2 separate regions of the Homo sapiens genome follow, and region 1 is linked to region 2. The links are chromatin contacts, found by Hi-C in ENCODE. All regions are on one chromosome and are shown on one strand. The core of a region is the stretch at or near the end of the contact, and the rest is flanking DNA. Distances in the headings are between cores, read along the strand shown. Region 1 holds the start of MCCC2 (methylcrotonyl-CoA carboxylase subunit 2). Region 2 holds the start of CWC27 (CWC27 spliceosome associated cyclophilin).

Evidence for each region. Hi-C counts contacts between places; a loop is a spot of excess contacts on that map. Pooled maps may share reads with other maps.
Region 1: a pooled map shows a loop between it and region 2 (22-fold over the local background). The contact joins the promoter of MCCC2 here to the promoter of CWC27 in region 2. A Hi-C loop is called at or near these places in 5 of 50 pooled maps.

The regions. Positions count from the first base shown.
Region 1 is chr5:71,585,276-71,588,627 of GRCh38, reverse strand. It overlaps MCCC2 (methylcrotonyl-CoA carboxylase subunit 2), which reads right to left and starts at 1,288. Exons shown (of 17, transcript NM_022132.5): 1 at 1,074-1,288. The coding sequence starts at 1,202. RefSeq lists an enhancer at 843-1,629.
Region 2 is chr5:64,767,524-64,770,613 of GRCh38, reverse strand. It overlaps CWC27 (CWC27 spliceosome associated cyclophilin), which reads right to left and starts at 1,684. Exons shown (of 14, transcript NM_005869.4): 1 at 1,426-1,684. The coding sequence starts at 1,467. It overlaps SREK1IP1 (SREK1 interacting protein 1), which reads left to right and starts at 1,923. Exons shown (of 5, transcript NM_173829.4): 1 at 1,923-2,109. The coding sequence starts at 2,097. LOC124900985 (a long non-coding RNA gene) reads left to right here and starts at 2,118. Exons shown (of 4, transcript XR_007058787.1): 1 at 2,118-3,090. RefSeq lists enhancers at 1,188-1,912, 1,631-1,950, 2,101-2,190, 1,342-2,541, 1,913-2,639 and a silencer at 1,878-2,172.

The sequences.
Region 1 (3,352 bases), core at 39-2,538, 6.8 Mb before region 2:
CTTCTTACACTGTACCACAGTTACCTGCTTTCTTGTCCATCTTCCCTACAAAATTATTAGTTCCATTCCTACGCATCCATGCCAAATATCTAAAATAGTGCCTAGACCACAATAACCACTTAATAATTCTGAATTAAACATTCTGGACTGACAAACAATTGTGTGTTGTTTGCACTATTTAGATGTTATCTGTATAGGCTTAGAAATCGTGGGAACACAGTGAAATTTTCCAGCTCTGATATTTCGCAAGTTTTGAGTTTTTTGGCCTTATGATGCCTCCTAATTCCAAGAAAAGCCACTCAAAGATACTGTGGGATATTTTCTATTAACATAACCAACTTTTTTTTTTTTTTTTTTTTGAGACAGAGTTCGCTCTTGTTGCCAAGGCTGGAGTGCAATGGCACGATCTCAGCTCACTGCAACCTCCGCCTCCCAAGTTCAAGCGATTCCCCTGCCTCAGCCTCCCAGGTAGCTGGGATTACAGGCGCGCGCCACCATGCCCGGCTAATTTTTGTATTCTTAGTAGAGATGGGGTTTCACCACGTTGGCCAGGCTGTTCTCGAACTCCTGATCTCAGGTAATCCACCCGCCAGGGCCTCCCAAAGCGCTGGGATTACAGGCGTGAGCCACTGGGCTCGGCCATCATAATCAACTTTTAAACTCAAATTTCCTAAGCACAGCGCCCCTCGTTGGGCTGCTCTAGGCCAGTGGTTCCCAAAGCTGGCTGCCAAAAGTCCCCTAATGAGTTCACTAACAATATAAACACAGCGACTCCACCTGAGACCCACAAGGTCCAGAGTAGGGCTCAGGCAGCTATTCAGCTAGCTCCCCAGGTGGCAATTCTAAACCAGGCTTTAAGAACCACTGATTTCAAAGACACAAAGTACAGTGCCAGCTCTAAAAGTGAACTAAACTTTCTTGTATCTGTTAGGCTTTTCTTCTTCAAACTTCACGTGCGTCACAGAATCAACTGGGGCTCCGGACAAGAGAGCAGCAGTTGTTGAAGCGTGCCCCTCCTCCACTTGCTTCCTAGCCTGGCACCGGCGGCCAGGCCACCGGGGCGCTCAGCCTACCTGGTAGAGGGCAGAGCCCAAGTCCGGCTGGGTGCCCAGCGAGGCCACCGAGTCCCCGTGATAGGCGCGCGGCCCGGCGGGAGAGGCGCGGGCACACGGCCGCAGGGCTAACCTCAGGACGGCCCACATGGCGGCGGGCACCGAGCGAGAGAGCGGCCCACGCTGGCCTGGAGCCGGTGCTTTCCCCTGCCGCTTCCCTGGCTGGGGCGGAAGCTGAGCTCAGGTCCTTGCAGCCCCAGAGAAGGTTTCTCTGATTCTCAGGCCTGTCCACACACGTGCCTAAGCGCGCCGCCCGCGATTGGTCAAGCCGCGCCACGCCCCCTGACCCAGCCAATAAGGGACAGAGCCTCAGCCCCGCGAGGTCGCGTCTAGTCCCGAGCGCAGGAGAGCAGGTCTCCCCGGCGGATCGACCCTCACGAAGCGGTGCGGCAGTGAGAGAGCTGCGGTTGGGCTTGGATTGGTGTTGTGTTGACACAGCGATAGATAATATCACGATAGTGACTGTACCTAAGGCAGGAGAATAAGTCTGGAAGCAGGGAACCTAAGGCTGTCTCACGCTGACTTCCTAGAGCTAAACTGAAAGGAAAACCCTAACTTTCCATGCCTAAGTAACAAAAGGACCAAAGGCTACTCCCTTTGCAAACCCCCCCACCTTTTCCGCAGGGCAGATAGGAAATTGGCTGTCCCCGACAAATCAGACTTACTGCTGGTGGAGGCTTGCTTTGCCAAGTTTGAACCTTAACTCCAGCCTCTGAATGGTTGCTGTCCACAACCAATCAGACTGATTGGGGGTCCAGTCTTCGTTTGCATAGAAGTATAACTTTGTAATTTCACCCTAGCCTCTGACTGCTTGCTTCTTGCAACCAATCGGGTTTGAGGTGAGCATAAAATGGCCAATAGGAAACTTCTAGTGGGTATTTGGACCCAAGAAGATTCTATATCCGGGCCCTTGAGCTCTGCTCGGTCCGCTCCCACATTGTGGAGTGCACTTTCGTTTTCGGTAAATCCCTGCTTTCGTTCTTTCGTTGCCTTGTTCTTTCTTTGCTTTGCTGGGCGTTTTGTCCAATTCTTTGTTCACAATGCCAAGAACCTGGACAACTTGCAGTCACAACCCCCAGTGACACACCAACAACATGAGTGAATCGCATCTAACACGTGCTTGCGAACAGCACAACAAGCCTGTTGTCCTTTCACTGGAGACCTTAAACATTCTTCTGATTATTTTCGCTATGTAGTTATTTTTATTTTTTACTTTATTTCATTTTTTGAGACAGGGCCTCACTCTGTCGCCCAGGCTGCAATGCAGTGGCACGATCACAGCTCGCTGAATCCTTGACCTCCCACCTCAGCCTTTCCAGTAGCTGAGACTACAGGTTTGTGCCACCAAGCCCGGCTAATTTTTTATTTTTGTAGGGGTTTCACCATGTTGGCTATGCTGGTCTTGAACTCCTGGACTCAAGCGATCTGCCCGCCACAGCCTCCCAAAGTGCTGGGATTACAGACATGAGCCACCACACCAGGCACTATGTAGTGACAGATTGTGGACATCAGCACTGTGGTCTTAAATAAAGGACTCCAAATATACCCATAAAAATTAAAACATTCTATACAAAATGCCTTGAACTTAAGGTTTTTCATTCACATATTTATTGAGCACTTACTACTTCTACTCCATTGGTTGCTTAGTGGGGCAGAGTAAAGGGGGAGGATGGGGTAGAGAAAGGGTGCGTCTACACCTGGAGGTAAACTTAGGTTCAGACTTCAAGGTACTTATAAGAAAATAATACAAATGGCCACATGATTTCTTACTGAACTGTGTAGGACAGACATTAAAGGAACAGAATGCAATTGGGAAAGGGTTGCAGCTGAGCCTTGCAGAAGCGTTGAGAGTGGACTGAGCAATGAACATGGCCAGGCTTTGTGCAAATGGAGGAGAGCATGAGCTAAACTGCAAAGGTATGATTTACACTGTGCTTGCCTCCCATGGTCAACAGAAAAAAAGGCCAGTAAAAACTGACTTTTCATATGTATCAGGGTATCAGAAGAGAGGGTTTGATATTTTAATTGCCACACTTTATTTTTCTCTAAATAGTTCTTCAATGATGCAAAGTACTTAAAATCACCACCCGAAGACAGAAAAGACACAATAGGATATGATTCCTTGCTTTCTTTAAAAGTCATACCTGTTTTGGCCGGGTGCAGTGGCTCATGCCTATCATCCTAGCACTTTGGAAGGCCAAGGCAGGTGGATTATCTGAGGTCAGAAGTTTGAGAGCAGC
Region 2 (3,090 bases), core at 435-2,934:
TAATACTAAATAATTAATAAATACCATGAAAAAAACTAAAAAGGTTAAGGGGGCCAGAGACTGCTGGGATGCAAGGCATGATTGAAGTTTGCTATTTCATAGAAAGTAGATAAGAAAGGGCTCTTTGCTAAGGTCAACACTTGATTAGACAGAGGAACAGCAAGTGTGAAGGCCCTGTCTGGCAGGATGGTAAATCTATTCAATCTCTACCAGTGTTTATTAACTGGGGGTGATATTGCCCTCAAGAAACATTTGGAAATAGGAGGAGGTAGGTATTTTGGGTTTTCACATTGATATTAAATAAGATAGGTGAGGGGTGGGATGGACATACTAATCTACAATGCCCAGGAGAAGTTCAAACAAAGAATTGAAAGAATTGGTCTGCCCATAAAATATCCATTACATTTTTGCTGGGAATTACAGCATTTTTGGTTTCACTTTTAAATTGCTCTCATTACATTATCAAATGTCAATGAATAAAAGACTGTATAAATTATTTATGATGCAATCATGTAACAAACAGGATGGTATGTTGTGTAAATTTAGCTTATCTTAATTCAACTATATACTTCCAATCTCATTTTCTCCAATATGCTGATTCATCAAATTTCATATGTGATATAAGCTAGGTCTCAATTTAAGAATTCAGGTGACACTTATTCCACAACAGACTCTTCTGCCTTGTACAGCATACAAACATCTTGGATGGGAATTGGCATACATTAGCCATCAAATCAATCAGAGAAACCTTTCCCCATTCTAATGTGGTAATAGTCCCCATTTCCCACTTTCTCTGACTGACAGTCATCTCAGGTTTTAAAACCAGCTCAAAAGATATCTTTTCCATGAGGCTTTTCCTAACTTCCCCAGTTGTTCACTACTCAGTACCGCCATAGCAACCTGGTCTCTTCTCCACAAGCACGCTTATCAGACATACAGGCTTTTGTTTACCTGTCTGTCTCACAAACTAAACTATAAGCTTTTCCGGGAAAACAACTACCTTACCCATCCATCTTTGTATCTCCGGCGCCTAGTACAGTGCCCAGTGCCTCGCAGGCGTTCAATTAATGATTGTAGAAGAAATGGAGAATGAATGACCTTAGTTAAGCAAAGAATATATCAAACTCAAAAATGTCTGTTTAAAAACCTAAGACCCCAGAAATCGGCTGCATGAGTTGGGTTAAAGCATTAAATAGGACCGGAATGCTGGTAGGTAGAGAAATCTCCACTTGACTTCTTCAAGTACATCCTGAAAAGTACCAACATCAGTGTTTCGATGCAACATTGTCCACATGCAGGAGTAAAGACAACACTTCTCGTGGTCTCTTCCTACCACGAGATCCTGAAACCCACTCCCCACCCCAAATCCGGGAAATCTCACTTTGGGGATCCCAGGACCCCAAGTTCCCTAGATGAGGCTCTCACCTTCCCATTCGTGGGAGGCTCCTGGATGTAGATGTTGCTCATCTTGGTCAGTACAAAGGACTCTGCTCCTTACGGGGGATGAGAGCGGCCGGCCGGCCACTAAAGCTGTCCGCCTACGAGTACACTCTTCCTTAAGTCCAGTGGTGCAGGAAAGCTTCAGTTTGTCAATATCACGCAAGACAGGGACACCAAACACTACCCCTGCCCAAAGGAGCCCCTCACGGACGCCGCCATGTTGTTACCGGACCCGAGCACCGCTAACCCTGAGAAGGGTTATTCCAATGTACTCCAGGGAACGAGAAAAGTCCGTAAAGTTACCATAGCTTAATGTTATTTATGTTATTTGTATTACAATATTAGAAGGGACACTTCATAAGTGTTGGCGGTGTTTACACTACTCTCGTGTGCAGATCAAACTAACTCCCCCTCCAAAACTATCAGTAATGGTTCGGACCATGTGTCTTCTGCAATATGACTCGTCCGGAAACTGCATCCGCATCTACTGGTTCTGCCGTCGCTAGAGGCGTACAGGCCCTTCCCGACCGTAGCGAGGGTGCTGCTGCGCTGGGGGAAGGAAAACGCCGCTTTGACTGTGCCTTGTTCTCACAGCTGGCGGGAAGCAAGCGCCTTTTCGAAAGCCAGAGGCTCGAGTTACCCCTCTTACCACCGTCATGGCAGTCCCAGGTAAGGAGCAATTACAGGGCCTCTGCGTCCGAGCTCCGAAGGGAGCGCAAGGGAGGGTAGGGTAGGGTGCGGCGTGTACGGAGCAGCGCCCATGGGGATTTAGGCGGAGGCCTTAAAATTCACAGGTTTGTTTTGTTTACATGAAAAAGTTTACACTCCAAACATAAACTCTGAAGGAAAGAAAATAACTATCTTCCCCCCAGGAGCCAAGCCCCAGCTGCTTGGGATTACAGGGAAAGTGTATTGTGGAAGGGAGGGAGGAGGGAGAGACTGTAACTGTAGGCCTAAGGGGGCAAGCGGCCGAGAAAAACTACCTTAACTGTGGTATGGCTTAAAACTAAAACTTGAAGTGGGAACACTTGGCCGACCCAGGTAACCGGAGGCATCGTTTGTCTTAGAAGTCGCTAGGACCCACCGGGTGTGCGGGTTCTACTCCTAGCTCTTCCTGTTGTATGTAGCTGCTCCGTGGCCATAGATTGGTCGCTTTGTGCTTCTGGGCCTCAGTTTCCTTATAAAAAGAAGGAGCTTTGTTGAATTATATATAAGATTTCTTCTAACTCTCAAATTCTATGTCCAGAAGTTACTGACCTAAAAACGGTGAACTCTGCAGAATAATTACTTAAAAGATTTTCTCGTCCTCAACTACCAGCTTACTTGGAAGTTCTAGTAGCGGAAAGCATCTCCTCAAACCAGCTTTGCCACTGCAGAACACTGATTGCAGGAGACATTTTCAGAAATACACACTTCTCCACCCCACCTCCCAACTTGGAAATTCCCAGCGCACTTTAGTAATAGAAAAGATTCTATTCTATTAGAATAGAATACTATGAATTGCTATAGAATTACTATGAACTATAGAATTACTATGGTTCAGAACCCTAACTTTGTTTAAACCTGCACTTCCCAGTATTATTTGACCAGGTTCTTTATTCTGTGGCAGCCTTTTTGAACCTCCTTCTACAGATAGCTGTTATTGGAACA